Regions from separate parts of the Mus musculus genome. Here region 2 is linked to region 1. The links are chromatin loops, found by intact Hi-C in ENCODE. Cell type or tissue: left cerebral cortex. All regions are shown on one strand. Each heading gives the region's core, and the rest is flanking DNA. Links, peaks and the distances in the headings are about the cores only.

Region 1 (10,973 bases), core at 790-8,789:
TCTTAAGTTTCTAGAAAAAAAATACAAGTAAGAGTTTAGTTGTGACTACACTGAATTTACATGTAGGCTGAGAGTGTAAAGACTGTGCATCTATTTAGATTGTTTCTGTTCTTGTAGTTAGGTTTAAGATTCTCGCCCCTCCCCCCTCTTCCTTATTCTCTCCCTTCCTCCCTGTCTCTCTCTCTTTCATATTAGTCCCTGGCCTTCCTGGTTTATTCCTAGATGCTATATGGGTTTTCTTTTGTTTAGTTTTGATTTTTTTTTTTTAAGATGAGGTCTTGATCTGTAACCCAGGCTGTTCTGGAACTCATGGCCCCAAACTCAAAGTAACTGTCCTGCCTCAGCCTCCTAAGTGCAATATAACAACTTACTAGTATAGCACAGCAAACCCTGGGGATTTAAGAGCTATAAGTGAAAGGATACTTATGCAATCTCTTGTTTTGCTGGGGCTTTGTAACTTTCATAATATATATTGGTCATAATCTTTCCCTTCCTCCAGTTCATCTCAGGCTCTTACCTATGTCCCTCCCCACCCAGCTTCGTATTCTCTCTTAAGAAAGCCAAACACAAAACAAAACAAAAGAACCGTGGGGTCCGTTTTGTGTTAGCCAACTATTTCTGAGCGTGGGGCCTGCCCTGGAGTGTGATTGATATTACCCTGTGATTCCACTAAAGAAAACTGATTTTCCTGCTCCCGGCAGATATATACAAAGAGCTTCTTGGGTAGGGGTGAGACTTTGTGTCCACTCTCCTCTCGATGCTGGATTTTGTGTGTATTGAACCCAGGCAGGTCTTGCTCATGCTGCCATGGTCTCTGAGTTTGTATGTGCCTCTGTCCTGGTTCCCTGATTCTACCAACTCTGGCTCTTACAATCTTCCCATCTACTGACCTTGAGGGCAGGGCTGTGATAAAATCATCCCATTTAGGGCTGGGTGCCACAGAATTCATTCTTATAAGAAAATAAAATGTTAGAGAATTTCAAGTTTATCAACAAATGGACACACACTCCTTATTCTGTGTTCTGGTTTCAAAATGACTTAAGTATTTCATAAATAGTTTAAATTCTACATTTTAAATTTGTAATAATCTTTTCTTTTGCAGCAATTTGAGGTTTTTGATGATTGCTTTAGCATACGCAATACCACTTGGTGTGTTTGCTGGCTGGTCTGGAGTTCTGGACTTAATTTTAACACCAGTGCATGTCAGTCAAGTAAGTATTTGTACCTGTATATGTTGTTGGTATTTTAGCTCATTTAATTTATAAATAATGGTGATAAGTTTTGATTTTAGCTTCAAAGATTAGGTAAAGTGTTGCCTAACTAAACAAGATTCCTCTGGGACAGTTGAAAACTTGATTTTTAACATCAGTGTTGAGTTTCGAATTTCTTTGGCTGCTGTTAATACTGATAGACAAAAGAGAAAAAGCCTTAGTTTGGGTAACTTTATCCTTCATCCTTGTTTCATACTTGATAAATTACAAACTCATCACCTGATATATTGCTATTCTAAGTACTTTCTTGTCTCCGAACTAGGATGCCTCCTTTTTATAAAACATAACCATGGGCCAGCAGGATGGCTCCGTGGGTAAACCCTGATGATCTGAGTTTGATACTCATAACCCACGCAGGAGGAGAGATCTGAGTCTCCACACACTGTTCTCCAGCCTGCACTTACGAGTGCGTACACACAAGCACACACACATGCACACACGCATACACACACACACACACACACAAGCACACACGCATACACACACACACACACACACACACACACACACACACACACACACACATATACAAACTCGGAAGAATTACCCATGAGATTAAACCTTTTCACCATGCTCGATGCCTGTACTGCATTCTCTTTGCTGGTAGGAAAGGCAGATAGAGACCCAGCATACCACTGTGCCACCATTGCTCTGAGTGAACAGTCTGGCCATCTGCTTTTAATGAGCCCTTGGGTTGTCTCCCACTCTTTGCTGTCACAGTGGGGCTGTGTGACCATTCTCATGCACTGTCCTTTTGCTTGTGTGTTTTGGAATGGAACTGCTGCTTTTTCCGTATGCCTCCTTTGACAGGCAGTGTAAGTCCCGTCTGAGGCAGCTGTATCCCTTACAGTCCTGTCAGCGGCAGCTGGTGCTTCTCCTGCTGCCCGTCAATAGAACACGTGGCTATACAGCAGTGTTTGAAGCCTTCTCATAGATGTGCTAATGACTGAGCCTTGTGTGCATTCACAGGGACATCTGGACTTTCTTTTTCAACTGTTAGCGGATATTTGAATGTCCTATTTTGTGACTGCCTGTTCAAGTCTCTTGCCCACCCTTCTTGCAGAAAAATAGAAAAGAGGAATGAGGAGGAGGCTTGCTAGTAGCCCTAAATAGGGTCATTCCTTCCTGCTCCTGAAGGCTGAAAAATGGCCTGCATACCTAGAGCTCCAAGTGGCTTAGTTGGTAGCCTGCCACAGAGTTGAAAGTAGAGCAAAGACAACAGAGGTGGAATTGTGGTATGGAGCCAGGATCACAGCACCCCAAAACCTCTTCAGGGCCTCACACAGGCTAGGCACGGGCTCTACTACTGTCATGAAATCTCAGCCCCCTTGAAACAGGGCCTCACTAAGTTGCCCAGTTCTGGCTTTGAATTCAGTCATAATGCAAGTAGGCTTTTAGCTTACAATCCTCCTGCCTCAGCCTCCCTATATCTGGCCTTACAGACCTATGCTGTCAAGCCAGGTTTCGTGAATATTAAGTGCAGAATGAAAAATCATCCCTTCTGTAGACAAAGGTTTACTCTGTATGAACCACCGTTAGCAAAGCTTGCAGCAAGCCCTGAAGACCACAGGCTACTGTGACAGTGAGCCCTCCCAAACACAGGTCCAAGTCTTTTTTCCTCTCTACCATAAGCACACACAGGTCGTCCTCCACAGTGCAGTGTCACCAAGCATAGAGGACAACTAAAGAGTGCACTTTCTATGTTTACCACCCATCAAAGTAGAATATAACAGTCCTATTAGACATGCAAAAACCTTGGAAATTATGCTCCATGTTTTAAACAAGAAAAGAGTAATCAACAGAATCCAATTTTTCAATAGTCTAGGTGTTAGATTTAGCAAAGACTATATTGCAGAAGATAGAGGGAAAAAACCCTCGCTTGCTCCTAGTTCGTGAGTGTACATCCTTGTATCCTCTAGGGAAGCAGCACAGTAGCCATGCGGAACATACAGCTGTTTGATATGATGTTTAAGTCAGTTGTTGTTGTTGCTTTGCTTTGGTTTTTTTGAGACAGGGTTTCTCTGTGTAGCCCTGGCTGTCCTGGAACTTGCTCTGTAGACCAGGCTGGCCTCGAACTCAGATACCCGCCTGCCTCTGCCTCCCAAGTGCTGAGACTAAAGGCGTGTGACACCACTGCCCGGCCAAAGATTGAATCATTGAAACGAAGTGAAGGTACATCTCTGCTTCCTTACCTTTTGTCCCTGGACTAACCTGTCAGTGGACTGACCTGTCAGTGGACTGACCTGTCAGTGGACTGACCTGTCAGTGGACTGACCTGTCAGTGGACTGACCTGTCAGTGGACTGATCTGTCAGTGGACTGACCTGTCAGTGGACTGATCTCTCAGTGGACTGACCTGTCAGAGGACTGACCTGTCAGTGGACTGACCTGTCAGTGGACTGATCTGTCAGTGGACTGACCTGTCTGTGGACTGACCTGTCAGTGGACTGACCTGTCAGTGGAATGACCTGTCAGTGGACTAATCTGTCAGTGGACTGATCTGTCAGTGGACTAACCTGTCAGTGGACTGACCTGTCAGTGGACTGATCTGTCAGTGGACTAACCTGTCAGTGGACTGACCTGTCAGTGGACTGACCTGTCAGTGGACTAACCTGTCAGTGAACTGATCTGTCAGTTGGACTTGTGGTTCTCCCGCTTCTTCCTCCCCTGGGCTAGAAGTGCACTTGGCTTTGCCCTGCTGGGGATCAACCCAGGCCGTGTAGGTCACCGCTCTCCCAACCGAGCCACAGCCTTAGCACTGGTATCAAGGTTATGCTGGTATTGATGCAATTTGAGACATATTCTATCTTTTCTTTTATTCTAAGAGTTCATATAAGATTATGAGTTCGAGTTTGAGGTCCAGGCGTGGTGGTATATCCTCTAACCCTAGCACTCGGGAGGCAAAGGCAGGTGGATCTCTCTGAGTTCCAGGACAGCCAGAACTACATAGAGAAACCCCATTTCAAAAAAGAAAAAGAGATTTTAAAAAAAATATGGGTTTGATCTTCTGTTCTTCTCTAAATATTTGGTAGACCTTACTGTTTAAGCCATTTGCTTTTCTGTGAAAAAAAATTGTTTTAACTATTGAATCTGTTTCTTTAAAAGTTACAAAATTAGGGCTAGAGAGATATCTGAGCAGTTAAGAGCACTTGCTGATCTTCCAGAGGACTCAGGTTCAGTTCCCAGCTCCTACATGGCAGCCCCAAACCATCTATAATTCTAGTTTCAGGGTTCTTCCAGCTCCCTTGGCACTGCATACATATGGTGCATATGCATGATAGCAAACACACGGACACACTAAGTAAAAATAGATTTCTTAAAGCAGTCCTACATTAACATTTCAGTGGACAACTTTTTAAAGATTTATTTTATGTATATGAGTACACTGTAGCTGTCTTCAGACACACCAGAAGAGGGCATCAGATCCCATTACAGATGGTTTTGAGCCATCAGGTAGTTGCTGCAGTTTGAACTCAGGACCTCTGGAAGAGCAGCCAATGTCCCGTGTTCAGTGTCCTGGCAAAGTGTATGTCATGGTCATCTACTCTCTGGTGATTTTATTGGCCCTCCAGGACCAGTTACTCAGGATATTAGTTGCCCTGAATATCAGTGTCTTCTCACATAGCTTTTCCTTGAGTAATTCCACTAGCTTTTTATTGAATGTTTCTTTTCTGAACATCCTGTTGATTTATTCTTTCCTCTTCATGTTCTTCTGTTCTCACCTATAAGAAGGAGTTACTTTGCTTCTTTTCCTAATTTTTAAACGTAAATGCCTCTGAGTGTCTTTGATTTTTCAACTTAAATATATCCATTTTAAGGCAATTTCTTTTTTTAAAAAGTATGGATTGCCCATCCCATCTCATACGTTTAATTAAGTAGTACTCTTATTATTATTGCATTTGAATCTATGCCCATACCTCTCTGAATGTGTTTAAGCTCATCATTATTACTTAATTTAAAATATTTCCATAATCCATTGCAGTGTAGGAGGTGTTTATAAGAACATATCCTGTTTTCTTTTACAAGTATAACATCTATAGATTTTAATTTTTGTTTAAAAATTAAAACAAGATTGGCAACAGGAACTCAGTGTAACCCAGGGTGACCTCAAGCTCACAGCTTAACTGGGGATGACCTGGATCCCTGGTCTTCACCTCTGGAGTGCTGGGCCACAGTCACCTGTCACCATGCTCCATTTGTGAGATGCAAGAGCTCTGACTTGGGGCTTTGTTCATGATTGGCAGGCACCCTCCCAATGAGCTACACCCCCAGCCCCACAGTCATGCTTCTTGAGGTTTGTAGGACTCATTGGATGTAGAACTTGCCTCTTCAGTTTCTAGAAATGTTTAGCCAACATCTCCTTAAGATTTATGTTCCCCAGTTCCTCACGTGGCGCTGTACGTGTTACACTTTTGTGCTGCATTTCCTGTCGTGTGGCACCTCTAGCCGTACATCTTACACCTTTGCACTGCATTCTGTCATTTTACCTTTCAGTGCTTCTGGCTGGATATTTTATCTATCATTTTTCCAGCTCAACACGTCAATCTTCAGCTGTAAGATACTATTAAATTCCTCCGAGTTTTAACTGTTTTTGAGTGATAAGTCTTGATTTGTTCTGTTGTAGTGTACAGAGTTCTACAGACACACTTACCTTTTCCATCTCCCGGCGGCGCTCATTCTCAGTCTGCACCTCAGGCCCTGTTCTCTGGCCTGTGGTCTGCTTTACTGTGACGGAGACGTCTGGCTGAGTGTTAGGCACAGGCTGTAAAGAGATCACCTGGATGGCGAGAGGGTGCTGTTTTTTTCTCCAAAGAGAACTGTGAGGTTTTATCTGCTTTCTGGAGAGAACCTAGACTTCTTTAGTCTGATTTCAAGGACTGGAACCATTAAATCTAAACTTTAGTCTCATGAAAGGCCATTGCACTTCCAGTGTGCGGTGTGCCCATCAGGGTCCCACGTCAAGTCTGTTTTCACAAGGTCCTCACCCTACAGAGAACTCCAAACCCATATTTTCTCTCATAGGTGAATGAGATGAACCACGTGTCAGTCCCTTAAATACATGTTCTGAAATAAGCAGACGCCCAGCCTGTCCCTCTGGATTCCCTTCCTGCCTAATCATACTCGCATAACCCTGCCTTCCGCCGCACTCCCCCGGGCTTCAGATGGATTTCCTCCCAGAGTTTGTAATTCCCAACCACAATACTAATCCAGATTACCACGTGTGCCTGTCTCAGTCCACACCACATACTTTAACAAAATACCTTACACTAGGAAGTTGATGGAACAGGAATTTATTTCTAACAGTTCTGGAACACTAGCAGGCTCCATATCTGCCAGATTACTCTCTGCCTCCAGACGCCCCTTCTCTGCACCGTCACACAGCAGAGGACGAGGCAGCTCTTCTTTTATAAAAGGCCCCTCTTCTCTGTAGTGTCTCACCGGGGATTCGGTTCCAACACGTGCACTAGACCATAGATGAGTCTCTGCCACAAGACAACCACTTTCTCCAGTTCTCAATAAGTTCTAATAAGGAAGTGTGCAAGTCTATTTAAATGATGTTGAATTTTGCATATCTGTGACTAACTAGTATTGCAAACCCTAAAAAGTCCTTCTTGGTATCTTTCTATGTTTAAACTCTGAGAGATACAGAGTCCATGATCACACCAGATATTAAAACATAATTTAAAGTTATGCTTTAGTTTTTAATTTAACAAAGGAAAAAGATCATAACTGGATTGAAAAGATCAGCATCAGTACAGCTAGGCCCACATTCTTGCTGACACACATTGCCACTCACCCAGGGGACGGATGAAAGTGTGCGTGGCTGTGCTAGAGAGACAAAGGCTCAGCGGGTAAATGGCTCATCATACAAGCAGGAGGACCTAAGTGTAGGTTCTAACCTGGTAAAAACAGTGGTGGAGGCTGAGTCTGCAGACCCGGTGCTCCTGCAGTGAGAGGCAGGAGCAGCTCCTGAAGCTTGAGGGCCATCTTAGCAGCCAGGAACAAGAGACCCTGGCTCAGGGTAAAAGGCAGGGTGGGGCCGGCACCAGAAGGTGACCTCCATATGGCACCAGGGCTCGAACACGCCTGCACAGGTGCTGTAGGGATACGGGCAGAGGTGACAAGTGCCCCGAGCACATGGGCCTGAAGGCGGGGAAGAGCTAAAATGGGAGAAGCGTCCTGAGATGGGAGCTGCTGCTGCTTAGTGAGCACTTGCTATGTGCCGCTCACCAAGCTAAGTCTGCGCACAGTGTCCCTCACCACTTTGTACGTAGGAGGTGAATTGACCAGAGTCACTGAGCTCACGAGGAGCAAGAATAAAAACAGTTTCCGAGTTCAGCTCTTTTTTTTTCTCTCTTCTATCTACTTGTCTTCATCAGACTTGAAAGTGACAACATGTTTGATAGAACAACTTAATGGGAAACAAGCACGGCTTTGCCTATGGTCCTATAGATTCCAGTCTGTGTCTGCATGGCACATTGCTATGGGGCTGAGAGACGCCAAATGTCATGGCGGGCAGCAGAGCAGTTAAGTTCCCATAGAGAGGCGCCCAGGACAAGTCACAGTCCCTCGGGACATGAACCCAGTAAACTCCTTCCTCTAGGTAGGCTGTACCTCCTAATGCTTCCGGAACTTTTCAGGTAGTGCGGGCATCTGGGGGCCAAGCTGAGTCACATGAGGCCTGGGGTATGTGTTTTATCCAGGTTATACTACCATCTTCTTCCTCAGCCTTAGGTCTCTCTCCCCATCTCTCCTCCCACGGTATCTTATCACTCAATACAGTCATAAGGATGGCCAAATGTTTTAGCAACCAATTATTTTATAGGAGTTTTATGTATGACAGCTGGATTTAAACTTCTTGAGGTCATGGACTGTTTTCTTTCTTTCTTTCTTTCTTTCTTTCTTTCTTTCTTTCTTTCTTTCTTTTTTTTTTTTGTTTGTTTTTGTTTTTTTTAGAGACAGGGTTTCTCTGTATAGCTCTGGCTGTTCTGGAACTCACTTTGTAGACTAGGCTGGCCTCGAACTCAGAAATCCGCCTGTCTCTGCCTCCTGAGTACTGGGATTAAAGGCGTGCACCACCACGTTTTCTATCCTTTCTTATTGAGAGGTCTTAGCATTAGGCAGTATTAGACAATGCTAGTATATATATAGCACGTGCCTGAAAATATTTAATGGTATTGTTTTGTTGACTTAAACATTCCAACAAAAATTAATACATACATAGAGAAATTTGTATTCATTAGTTACACATGAATCATTTCATTTTAATCCATTTTTAGAAATATTTCCTAGATTTGTTGCCATTTAGCTAGCTGTTAATATTGACTGAAGAGGTCTTGTATTAATGTTATTGTATGAATACACCTATTAATATGTTAATAACAAGCCTGCTACTTTGTTAACAGGTAGACGCTGGCTGGATTGGATTCTGGTCCATAGTTGGAGGCTGTGTTGTTGGGATAGCTATGGCAAGGTGAGACTATTTCATATCAAACTTATAAGTAGATGGGAGGGATAAGAAGTGGGTTTTCCAATGTTAACACTATTTAGGAAAAAGCAGAAGAAAAGGCCAGAAATGGCTTCTTGTTTGGGTTCACGCTACAGAACAGATTCCAGCTACAAGAAGCCTGCTTGGGAGCAGTCCCTCCCAAAGTGGTGTCTGAAGGCAGGAAGTGTATTTCCAGCATAATGAAACTCCTTCTCTTCACTTTATTTGAGAGCAACATCCTCAGATGGAACCACTCCAAAAATGTGATATAATTTTTAAAAAATAATTTAAAAGGTAAGCCGGGCGTGGTGGCACACGCCTTTAATCTCAGCACTCGGGAGGCAGAAGCAGGCGGATTTCTGAGTTCGAGGCCAGCCTGGTCTACAAAGTGAGTTCCAGGACAGCCGGAGCTACACAGAGAAACCCTGTCTCGAAAAAACAAACAAACAAACAAATAAAATAATAATAATTTAAAAGATAAAGTTAGTAAGAAGACAAGTGTTATCCTCCTACAAACGTGTGTTTTTGTTCTCTGTCCTTGGACATGTAAGAATTGGAGACAAAGAAACTTGGTAGATTTAGAAAGGTCTGGGACCAGCTTGTCTCCCCCCCTCCCCCCCCCACACACACAGGATCAACCATCCCACAGAGGGGGCAGGAGGCAGGTGGAGGGAGATGAGTGTCCGAGAGCATCTGTCTGGCCGGAGAGATGGCTCAGTGGTTAAGAACACTGACTGCTCTTCCATTAAGTCCTGAGTTCAATTCCCAGCAACCACATGGTGGCTCACAACCATCTGTAATGGGATCCAATGCCCTCTTCTGGTGTGTCTGAAGACAATGACAGAGTACAAAAAGAGCATCTGTCTGTCAGAGCATCTCTGGGCACTCATGGGAAGGCAGACCCTGATTAACAGGTGTAGGTGTGTCCTTGTAATTATCCCTCTGTAATGGAAGTATATCTGTAAAGGTCTTCAGTTTTCTTAAACTCATTTTTATCCCAACCTATTATGACAACAAATTCTTAGAATGGGTTAGAAAAAGAAAGAGGGTTCTTATTTATTCCAAAACCAGAAATCTTAGAAATAAAAACATCACTCCTTCCTATGACTTCCTGTGAAACTTCTCTTGGTGTTTCTAAAGTAGGAACGTCACTAACCTTCCAAGCCAGTACATCACACCAAACCCAGCCAATCAGTTTGCCAGGAAGAAGTGAATCTAATTACATATTTGAGATCAAAAGAATATCTGAACCTCTCGGTGTGCGACACAACATGCTTTGCACGGGACAGCAGTATAGGCCTTGCAATCTGGGGTGATGCAGGAATGAAGTCAAATCCAGCTCGCTTTATTTGAGGGTTTTGTCGTTGTTTTGCTTTGTTTTGTTTTTGTTAGAAAGGCATTGAATAAAATCCAAAAGCTGAAGGTTTGAGCTAGGAAGTCCCTTTGACTAATTGTGAAGCACATTGTCCTGACAATTTCTGTAATAAATAATAATCTTTTGTAAACTTAGAATTCAGACCAAGCATTTCGTATCTCCTGGGGGACACATCTTGGGGCAGACATTTTATTAGGTTGTGGGATCCTCCAGGGTGTGTAGAAGTGTCCCCTAAAGGAGAGCAAACCTTACTCAGTAAGCAAGCCATCCATTCTTCCCACTCACAAGTGGTGGCAGCTCTCGTATCCAGAGTCAGATATTCCAGAAAATACCAACAAACATGGTCAATCACATATCAAATAAATACAGGAAAGAAAGGAGGAGGCGGTGGTGGTGGCAGTGGCTGGTACTGAAAAATTGCAAAGAACACCTGCATAGAGTCAGACATTACAGTCAGTTTTAAAGGCAGAATGGAGAGGACATGGTATATTTCTATTATATAATAGAAGTAATTCCAAAGGATAGAATAGCTGTACTTAGGCACAGCCAGAGCTGTGATAGGAAGAAAAGCAACAAATGGAAATGGGAAGAGAGGTGAACGGTGTGGTTCTTAGTTGGTGAGCGTTCAGGAAAAGGGTAGTGAGTTTTGATAATCTAAAATGCTGTAAAGTTCCCAGCTTGATGAGATAACATCTAGCATCCTCCCTATCCCCACCCCATCCCAGGCTGCTGTTCAGGCCTCTTTGTCTGGCCCAGGCTGGCCTTGAATTCTCTACCCTCCTACGTTGGCTTCCTGGGTGCTAATATGTTGCCACAGCTTCACTGTATTCTTGCTCCTA
Region 2 (10,973 bases), core at 978-8,977, 410 kb after region 1:
ATGTACAAATAACTAACACATAAATAGGAAGAAATCTTTAAGGAGAGGAGAGGGTGATTCTAAAATACACCAAGAAATCTGAAAACTAAGAATGCAGATCAACCTGTTAACAGTGGTAAAAAAATCAGTAAAAAACCTCACCACAGAAGATACTGAAGGTGACAGACAGGCATGTGAGAAGATGCTGGACATTGTGTCATTAAAAAACTGCAAGTTTAAAATATGATGCCACTAAACACTTGTTAGAACATGCCCCAACTGTTGACAGCTGACACTTCCCAATGCTGATGAGGGTATGGAACAAGGGAACCCTCATTTGCTGCTAAGTGGGAGTGTAAAACGTTAACTGCAACTCTGGAAAACAGCTGGGCTGTTTCTCTCAGAGCTAAACAAAGCTTTACTCTCTCATCTGGTGATAGTGCTTTTAGGTGTCTCTCACCAAATAAGTAGAGCACTTTCAACATGTGGGTGTTTATATCAACTTAGTTATGATTTCAAGGGAACAGCTATGGAAGGTGAGTGGTAAACGGTAGTAATCCATACAGTAGACGACAACCATTCCGTGATAGAGGACACGGCTGGGAGTCACAAAAGACAGACAGACACCTCTAAAGTGCATGTTGCTTGATGAAAGCAGCTAGCATGAAAAACTACGTCCCGGACACTTTCTGCAAGAGGCAGACCTATAGACAGTAAGTTCTATAGTTATGCTGGGATGGGAAGTCCGAGATTCTCAGGGCCATGCAGTGGTGCTTTGTGACTTAGTGGTGGTGCTTGCCATTGTGCATTTGTCCAAGCCACAGAGCCTACAACAGGAAGAGAGGAAATTACCGGGTGGTAATATGTCAATACTGGCTCAGCATTTGTGGTGAATGTATCACACCAATTCCAGTTGTTACTAAAAACTGAGCCAGGAGTTGAGTATGAAGACTCTCTACTCAATTTTCTATATGACTATGGCTAATCTAAAAAAAATCTATCTTAGTTGGGTCTGTGGAATACTCCTTTAATATAGCACTTGGAAAGCAGAGGCAGGTGGATTTCTCTGAGTTCCAGGCCAGTCAAGGCTACATAGTGAAACCATGTCTCAACACACACTCTCTCTCTCTCTCTCTCTCTCTCTCTCTCTCTCTCACACACACACACACACACACACACACACACACACACACAAAAGCGTAGTTAAGAAGCCAAGAGTAAAACAAAGACTTTTTCTTTGGTGATCAGTCCAAGGAAAACTGGAAGGGAGACATGTTTCTTACCCCGAGCTTTGATATTTTGATGTTCTCCAGTGAGGTGCAACCCTACTTGGCAGCAGTTAAAAGTTCAACCTGTTGAACTTAGCCTGTTCTTAGAAGCATGATTAGGTAGGCTTCCTCTGCCTGTGGGGGTCTGCATAGGCCATGTGAGGACATTAATGCCCCAGTTAGAATGGAGCGTGGTTTAGGAATCTGATCTGTGTTTTAAGGTCTATATATAAATTCTGTGCCAGTTTGAGAATGCCAGTGAAATGCAGGTCGGGCCTATGGACCTTGTGTGTACTAGCCCCTGTCAACTTACTGCCCTTCCTCCATACGCAAATAGCAAGAATGGTCTGGTTGAATAACAGCATGTTCTAATCTGCATAAACAAGCTCTGCAAGGTTGGGAAGGTAATACACATGGTGGACTGGCAGATGGGGAACGAATGGAGAGGCAGCAAGGCTTCACTAAGTGCCTCTTCCTAGATGGTTCTTACTTTGAACCATGTAAAATTGCTCACCAAAACAACTGTTGGGCTAGGAGTAGAACTTTAATGCTAGAACAGTAGCCTAACAGTACGAGATCGCTCGGTTCAATCCTCAGCAATGAAAAACAGTTTCTCTAGGGTAAACAGAAGCAAAAAAAATAACATCTTTTGTTAATCCAGTTTAATAGGTAGATTCTTCAAGTACCAAAAATTCAGATACAGGTAAATCTTTTGTGTAACAATGACATGATGTTGGTCACTTTTTCTTTCCTTCAGAGTTATTCTTGTTCACAGTTTATACGGGATGAAAAGTCATTTTTTTGTCTTCACTAAAGCCTTTAGACTTGGTCTAGTCTCTTCTGGTTTCTCAGTGCATTTTGTGTTAGGAATAATCCCTTTAAATCACAAGTTAAATAGTTCTTCCTGAAGCTTTCTCTGAAGAATTTTGTACAAATATTAAGAATTATATAAGTGGAGTTATTCAGTTCTTGCTAGTGAAAGAGCTGAAAAATCAACAGCTTCCATAGTTCTATAAAACTTGATTTATAAAGTAAAGGGTTTATTTGTTGGGTGTGATAGCACATGCCTTTAGGATCTTTGTGAGTCCAAAGCAAGCCTGATATAGTGAGTTCCAGACCATTCAATACTATATAGTGATTCCCTGTTGTTAAAACAGGAAAAATAAGTAAAGAATTTATTGAAAATTATAACTTTAATCTAGTGGATGATATATTGTATATTTCCTGATTGTGAATAGTATAGTAGATAGGTACTAATTTAAAGTTTATAGTTTTATAACCTTGATTTGTAAATACTCTGAATAATAAGAATTATTATCTTCTAGTATGTTACTTTATGTTTGTGGCATGTTTAACTCTGCAGACCTACAGGAGTCAGCATTCCTGTGTATTGCCATTGTTGTTAAAGATCCCAGATAAGTGTGCTGGTGGAATGGCTCTGCTGGTAAAGGCTCTTGCTACAGGTCTAATTGCTGAGTTGGATTCCAGGACCCCTAGGATGGAAGGAGAGAACTGACTCTTGCAAGTTTTCCTCTGACCTCCATCTGTTTGCTGTGACATGTGTATGTGCATGCTTATATGTGCAACCATACGCAGACACAAAGTGTGAAGAAAATGAAAAAATAAGACTCAGCATAAGTTTGCTTATTCTAGATTAGTAACTGTTACTAAGAGTGATAGAATTTATTAAAATATGTGGCACCAAAGTTTTTCTTTGTTGTATGTGTGTATGTATTTCTCTCTTTCTTTCTTTCTTTCTTTCTTTCTTTCTTTCTGTCTGTCTGTCTGTCTGTCTGTCTGTCTGTCTATATCTATATCTATCTCTCTATATATATATTTATTTTTAAGTTGGTAAATCTGATTTCATGTTCAGAGTAATGTGTAAATTGGATTATTTGCACTTGCTTCCTAGCTTTGTTCTGAGTTTAGAGATGTTAATAAGGTTGTTGTGAGTTGACACCTCAGGAGTGTATAAGCTTTTATCACACTGTTTATAGTGCAGGGGTTCTTCTAACGATCAGTTTTGAAATGATGATAATTAGATCAAGGCGAAAGCAGAGCTACTTTTCATATGGAGTATTAGAAAATGAATCCTGTGACAATAACAGAAATGCTGCCCTGGAAGTCAGGAGACCTGTGATCTCTTTGCCAGTAACTAGCTCGTTGCAGATAGGATGCTGTGGGTCTCATATTGAAGTGTGCAGGATGGAGGCTTAGACTCCACATGCCCAAGGACTAGAGAGCACTAATGCCCTAGGGTCCTCAGACTCGAGAGTTGTTTGCAGTACTTACTACAAAGCAGAAATGAGTTAAGAAATAAAAAATACAGCTTGTGAATAAAGATTTAAGCACAGACTGCCTCTGGAAACATGCTTTGAGGTATTGTAAAATCAATTAAGAAAGATTTCAAATGGCAGTGTACTCTCAGAAAAAAAAAAAAAAAACCTGTTACATTATAGGACCAGTAATTAGGTCCTGTGATATGTTGAAAGGCTATATATTCTTTCACATATTCTGTGGTTGATGTATTTACCATGTTAGAAAGTGTTTATGACTCAACCAAAATACTAAAGAGCAGCATGCAAAAGTATAGGTTCATTTCTTTGGGGATGGAGAGTGGAGAGGTAGAGAGAAAAAGCCAGAAACACTCGGAAAGGTTAACAATCATTGTTCCTTTATATAAGAACAACATGGACTTCTTTGTATAGTGTGCGTGCGTGTGTGTGTGTGTGTGTGTGTGTGTGTGTGTGTGTGTGTGTGTGTGTACGCGTATTTGTGTTTTGAGACAGGCTTTCTCTATATAGAGCTGGCTGTCCTGGAACTCACTGTGTAGACCAGGCTGGCCTTCAACTCAGAGATCTGCCTGCCTCTGTCTCCCAAGTGCTGAGATTAAAGGCGTGCGCCACCACTGACTAGCTTGAACATAAACTTTTATAATTGGGAAAAAGGACTTAAAAAAATAAGCAGTTTAATTCAAGCCTTTGAATTAAAAACGTAGAAACTGTTGAACTGCCTGCTTCTGGGGCAGAACTGGCCTGAGCATCCTAGGGGGATTAATAGTTTCTGTTCCAAGATCTCACTAGCATAAGCCACTCTGCCTTGTGGCCTGTTCTGTACTCAATCAACTGCACTAAAGCAATTTGCTTTTCTTTCTATTGTATACCGATCCTTCCACCCACATGGGCAGAGAGAGGCACATTTGGTGGCACAGTCTTGTAATGCCAGCACTTAGGAAGCTGAGCAAGGGGATTGAGCATTTGAGGCCAGCCTGGGCTACATCATGAGATCCTGTAGGAAAAAGAAAATTATTTTTCCTAAAATAAGAGGTCTAGTGTAATGTCCCTGCATGGAAGAAAAACACTCCTCCTTCCTTGGTTTTGTGTACTGTTCGTCCACACAGTGAAGGAAGTTGAATGCCGGTACTTGCTAGGAACAAAGGACAAGTGTATGGTTCTCTATTCTCACAGGCTCTGGCTATTCTTCCTTACTGTTTTCTAGCTCAGTGACATTATAACCAGGCCTGATCTTTCTTTTGGGGATTTAGCACACTCTAGTGGACAGTAGCTTTTCAGTCACCACAGTTTTATTTATCATGCCAAGTTACTTTATTAGGCAATTCATTTATGTGCTTCCGGGGAGTAGAGCTTGTCAGATTGTATTTAAGTGGTGAGCCTCACGAGCAGGGGGAGCTTGCTCACTGCCAGGGTGGAGTGCATTTTCATGTGGCTTTACTGGAAGAAGAGGTTTTCTGTATTGTGAGGAAGCTAGCTTTTCCTCGGTGCTTCTCATCATCCCTGGGGTGACAGGCTGCTGATAGGTGAAGTTAAGACACAGAGAATGCAGGCAGTTTTCTTCAATGTCCCATTCCTCTGCCTTTTAAATTTAAATGTATCTGTATGCATGGGTGTTTTGTCTGCATGTATGTCTCTGTACCACTTGTGTGCCTGCCTGGAGAACATGAAGGTCAGGAAGGAAGCACTGGATCCCTCGCACCTGGACACATTGTCAGTCCCCATGTGGGTGCTAGGAATTGCACCTCTGTCCTCTGGAGAGGGAGTCAGTACTTTTAGCTGCTGAATCAGATCTCCAGTTACTCCTCGCTCCCTGCCTTACCATGTGTTCTATATTTCTATTTTTTATACACCACTTTGTAAAATGTTTGAGTGTGTATAAACATAAACATATCCTATCCTGGTAGATTGTTTTTGGCTTTTTTTTTTTAAGTAAGTACTGCCAATCAAAAGGTAATCTTGATTTGTTTTTTACAGAGTGATGGTGAGGATCTTAATTACATTATTGCATTTTTCCTTGGGACAGCAGCCTGCCTTTACCAGGTAGGTTTCCTCCCATTTGTAACAAACACTTCCCCATTGCTATTTGTTTCAGATGTCGGGTCTCATAATTGCCTGTGTGTTTAAAATACATAAAAATGGTGTCTGAGTTATTTGCCTCTCCTATAATTTGGTCTTCTGTTATCTTTGTAACCTACACGTCAATCTTGAGTTGTAGGCAGATGTTCACAGTGGACTTAGTCCTAACCCTTTCTCTGTGGTGGGTTATCAGGGGTGCCACGTCATGTGCCTGCGGCAGAAAGGCTACTTCTCAGTTGTCTAGTGAGAACGAGAGGATTTGTGCTCTGGAGGAAGCCATTAATAAGGAGTGACACAGCAAAGTAATATTTTAGGATTTTTAAGTAGGCATGACTTTTCAGTAGAGGCGAATAGGATGGATTGTAAACAGAAGGACTGGCAGTTAGGAAACCAGTTGGGAGATGATTCTAGCAATTCAGATGGAAAATAAAGGGAGCGTGAAGTTTGGCAATAGCAGCAAGGCCGTGAAAGAAATACTGCCACTGAGAAGGAAGGCCAGTGAATGTGTAGACGACTCGGGGTGGGGGTGGGGGCAGGTTCTGTGCCTGGCCAGTAGGGAGATCAGTCTCAGGAGAGATGGGAAGAATGGCCATGGCAGTGAGGAATACTCAGGAATAACTTTGTTAGACCATAAGGAGCAAACAGGGTCCACTGACCCAACCTTTATAAGTGGCGTGTTCCTTTGGCGTCTATGGGAAAAAGAAAGAAAAGGTAGGACTATTTAAAGCTCAGTGTGGACCTAAGACTACCCAAAATTTAGTAGGACGCCGGGGGAAAATACTTTGATAGGTATTTGAGCTCTACACAAACATACATTATACATTTTAGTTTTAGTGGCTTCACTTTAAAATCTTTAAACTTTCTTAATGTTATCTTTAGAAGTCTTATTAAATTTGACAGGTTTCAAATGACACTTCATACAGGTAATGTGACGCCATGTGTTTGATAGTGGAACACAGTGTGCTTCAGTTTGCACAGTGTTCTCTTGAGGGTTTCCCACTTTAATCCTACACCCTGTCATATAAGATTATTGTCTCATTTATAAAAATGAGGACAGAAGGACTCAGTACTGTTCTGTGGCAGCATAACAGGAAAAGGGAGGAGCCGAGGCTACTGTTGCAGAGTTAGAGCACAGGTTCACTCCCCTATAGCATGCCACCTCTGTGCCCAACCAAGTCACTAATCCTGCTTCTTTTTCTTTTTAAATTGTTTGTTCGTGATCGAGTGCTGCAGCACCATTTCTTTATCAGACTGCTTTCTTCCACGGAATTGCTTTTGCACCTCTATATGAACTCAGTTGGTGTATTTTGTGAGACTTTCTGGGTTCTGAATTACGTTAGTTTGGTCTATTATCCTTCTACCACAATCATATGGTCTTTATTACCCTAGCTATATACCACCTTAAATTCAGTTTTCCTAATAGTTACAGAATGATTCACATTTTCTATTTCAGCAGATGAAATTATGGTAGTTTGGGGGTTTTGTGGAAGTGGTCTATTTTATCTAATTTATATGTATAGAGTTGGTAGTCATATCTCTATTCCTTTGGTGTCTGCAATGTTTATGATAGTGTTTCTTTTCTGATGTTGGTAATTTATATTGTCACAGTTGGTCCTGTCAGTTTCTATGTCACTGTTTGAACCAGCTGTTCAGTCCATCAGGGTTTTTGTTTTGTTTTGGGGTTTTTGGGGTTTTTTTTTTTGTTTTTTTTTGTCCCTCTTCTGTTTTTCTGTTTTCAATTTTATTGATTTCTGCTCTTGTTAGAAGTTAGAAGTTGACCTTTCTAGGTTTCATTTCAGTTCTGGTTTTGTCTCACATGTTTTAAAGCTATGTGGTTTTAGTTCATGCAAATTTAGGATTGCTCTGTTGTCTTGGCAGTTTTACTCATGTGTCATCATTTTCTTTGCTTTGAAGTGTTTTTATATTTATACTTTTCCTTTTTTGATTAATGTACATGACATATTCTTTTTCATCTTTTTACTTTTAATTTGCCTCTGTTATTTGATGCAATTTTCTGATAATGAAATTGGTTTTTTAGTCTACTTTGCTAATCTCTTTCTTTTGGTTGCTGTATGTAAGCCATTTACATTTAATATAATTATAGATATATTGGGCTTTCTTTTTGTTCTATTTTCATTTTTTAATTTTCTTTTTTCTATGTTTCTATAGTTTATTTGAGGTTTTAAGAATTCCACTTCAATATTATCTATAGTATTTAAAAACCTGATGGATTGTAAAGTGGTTCCTGACTATAGGTAACAAACAATAGATACTTGTCATAGTCTGCTGTTGTTACTTCGTTTACTGAGATATAGACACATTATCTCCCTAGATGTTCTATTGTCCTCCTCTATTTATAAAACTTTCATTTTCCCCATATATTCCAGAACATGTCAGACACTTGTAATACATTTTTTTCAACTGTGAAACATAAACTTAAAAGGAAAAGACCACCTGTCATACCTAGTCACAGTGTTGCTACCGTTGGTTTTTCTTTCTGAATATTTCAAGTTTTTTCTTCTTTTGTTTTCTTTTTTGGCTTAGAGTAAAATTTTAGCTGTGTAATATGTTTCATCAAGGTGATATCAACAGCGCTCATTGCAAGGCATCTTTTTTCTTCGTTGCCTGTGAAAACTTGAGTCATCAATTAAATTTTAATACAAGAAAAACTTTTCGTTACAGTAGAATTCCAATTAATGAATGTAGAAAGAATGATGGAGATAAAACGTCACTATTAAATCACCATTAAGCAAACACCACTGTAATAACTGAGGCAGGCAGAGGGTGGCATACATTCCCATCAAGGGGTCCAAGTTGACAGCACTGATAAAACATACTGCCTGGCACCTCTGTGTTGTTCTTGGCAAAATTACATATGCTTAACTCAATCTTGGAACACTGGACACATCCAAATTGAGGAACACAGCTCCAGCATAACTGATGAATATTTATCAGGTCTGTCAAGGTCATGACTGAGAAGTTATTACAGATTGGAGGAGACGTGACCGCTAAGAGTAGCACAGAATCCTGGGTGGGAAAAAGGTCCCTAATGGGACACTGGACAAAATCAAAGCCCATCAGTTAGCAATCCTCACTGTGATCACGTCCTGGTGTGATGACTGTTCTGTGGTGGCTGTGGAAACAGTACAGCTCTGCTATTTCAAATCTACTCCAAGTCCAAAGTTTATTCAAAAGAAAACTCATGTCTTTAAACCTTTATTTCACAGTGAAAATCACTCTCTTAAAATAAATGCTTTTATTTGTGGCATATAGATAGCAATAGGGTTTTTTTTTGGTTTGTTTTTTTTAACAGCAGGCAGGGTCTTACTGTATAGTTCTCTGGCTTGCCTGGAACTTTATAGGCCATGCTAACCTACAGAGATTCTCCTGCCTCCAAGTGCTGGGATTAAAAGCATCACTCTGGTGTGCATTCTTCAGTTTTAAATATGGACTAATCTTCACTCGTGAAAGAACTAATGTTTGGCAAGAACTCCCTTACCTCCCATTCTGAAGCCTGGATACAGTTCACAGAAACTACCGCTGCTTTTCAGAGACTTCACGAGTGTATACAAATCCCTTACTTCCCAGATAGTAGATTTCAGGCACATTCTTGAAAAGGATCCATTCAGTCATTAAATTTTGTACAGCACTTATTATGTACTTGGCACTATTCTAGACTCTGGAGATGAGCAAATGCACAGGAGCTGTAGGTGACAAGCAAAATAAGCATGTTTATAACGTGGGAAAATGAAGGATAAAGGGGACAGTACTAGGGCTGGTGGGTGGGGGATGCTACCTTTACTGTCTCACTGAAAGAGCACTCACTGTCATTCTTTGTCCCCTTTCCTACTTTCTAAGCTATAACTGCTTTAAGCTAAATGATGAAGATATGCTAATATCACTCTGTCCCTTCAGTGGAGACCCAACAATGCAATGGCTTTGTTTCTGTCACAGCTGAGGAGCAAGACCCAACTCCTGCAGCTCCTCACTATCCCCCAGCCTCAGCCACATTCTACCCCCCACCCCACCCCCGCTGTTTCTCACACCTCAGACTTGTTGTTTTCTTTACCCCTCAGACTCCAGTTGTGGGAGCGTCCATCTTCCTCAGCTGTTGGCTGGTGTTTCTGTGCTTTCCTGGGTTCACTGGCCCAGGGGCTGAGAGCTCAGCAGTGTATCTATCCTGTTCCCTGCTAGGGTAGAGAATTTCTGAAGTCTGTCTTACAAGGGAGTCACCGGGCTGTACTTCCATTCAACATATGATGAAGAATGTTTTTCTTCTGAAAACGAAAGACAGAGAAGGGAAAATCTGTTTCCCTTTCGAGCCCTGGAACTCCCGTGACTGAATTTCTCCAATAGCTTACATTCTCTTTTTCTTCTCTAGGAACTTCCTTCATTTTCTTCTCATGTTTTATTCTACTCTGTTACATATCTAGCTCTTTTCCTGTAACCTAACCAACTCTGATTTTTATGTTTTGAACAGTGTTATTTACTTGTGTACTACACCAGCTGGCGGAATGTCAAGTCATTTCTGACTTTCGGCTTAATCTGTCTGTGCAACATGTATCTCTACGAACTGCGCAACCTCTGGCAGCTTTTCTTTCATGTGACTGTGGGAGCGTTTGTTACACTGCAGATCTGGCTGAGGCAAGCCCAAGGCAAGGCTCCTGACCATGATGTCTGACATCTCCCTTCGGATGATTTGCCTTTGCCTTCAGGGGAAGAAGGAGAGGACATAAATTTGCTGCCAGTGTGATGAAGAAACCAGTCACCACACCAGAGAAGCTCTGCTTTCTTTCTCTGCCCATCTTCCCGTTTTGTTTTACAAATCAGCCTGTGAGCGTGTGAGACCTGGTAAGAAAACTTCCACAAGGATCCTTCCTACAGTGGAATGTCAGGCCATCACAGCAGAAGTTCAGAATCACCTGAAGACCTGGCAGGCAGCACTGAATCCTCACCAGAGAGTTAAGCAAAGCTTAGTCCTGGGACGTGCTCTGAGGACCAGGCAGAAATGCTGCAACCTAAGTTTGCCTTTGTGAGGCATTAGTGTAGACCAATGAAGAAGATGCTGCAGCAATTGGAAAGCTACGATCTAAGACAGCCACTGTACTAAGTGTCAGATTATTGGCACAGTTGTAGTATCGAGAGTTTATGAAGCCTAGAATGGCATGGAATTGATTTTTTTTACTTTTTCTGTTTCTGCCACCTTTTAACTCTGGAGATCACCTGGTGTGGGAGAGGGCTGTGATGTACATCTCTACAATATCACAAGTCCTGACAACACAGTGATAACGTGTTTTCTTTCTAGACCATGTTTATCATTTCTTTTGAAATCACTAAAAATACATGATTCATTTGA

What was found. Peaks named below come from ENCODE experiments on the same cell type or tissue, not always from the same donor. Only the 100,000 strongest peaks of a DNase experiment are listed, where the experiment ranks them.
Region 2: it touches region 1 in a loop (4-fold over the local background); 8 of 42 quality-filtered maps call a loop at or near these places.

What each region holds. Positions count from the first base shown.
Region 1 is chr16:35,720,524-35,731,496 of GRCm38, reverse strand. It overlaps Slc49a4 (solute carrier family 49 member 4), which reads left to right. Exons shown (of 9, transcript NM_153550.4): 5 at 1,103-1,211; 6 at 8,677-8,744. Gm25967 (a small nucleolar RNA gene) reads left to right here and starts at 9,264; the gene lies at 9,264-9,410. In left cerebral cortex, for the core only: CTCF peaks have their summits at 4,487 and 4,692 (motif pointing right); a DNase peak (open chromatin) is centred at 2,139.
Region 2 is chr16:35,313,412-35,324,384 of GRCm38, reverse strand. It overlaps Sec22a (SEC22 homolog A, vesicle trafficking protein), which reads left to right. Exons shown (of 7, transcript NM_133704.4): 6 at 5,516-5,581; 7 at 10,098-10,973. The coding sequence ends at 10,298. Among named protein-coding and RNA genes, the nearest start is that of Sec22a, 45 kb to the left of the region's middle. In left cerebral cortex, for the core only: a CTCF peak has its summit at 4,795; a DNase peak (open chromatin) is centred at 4,787.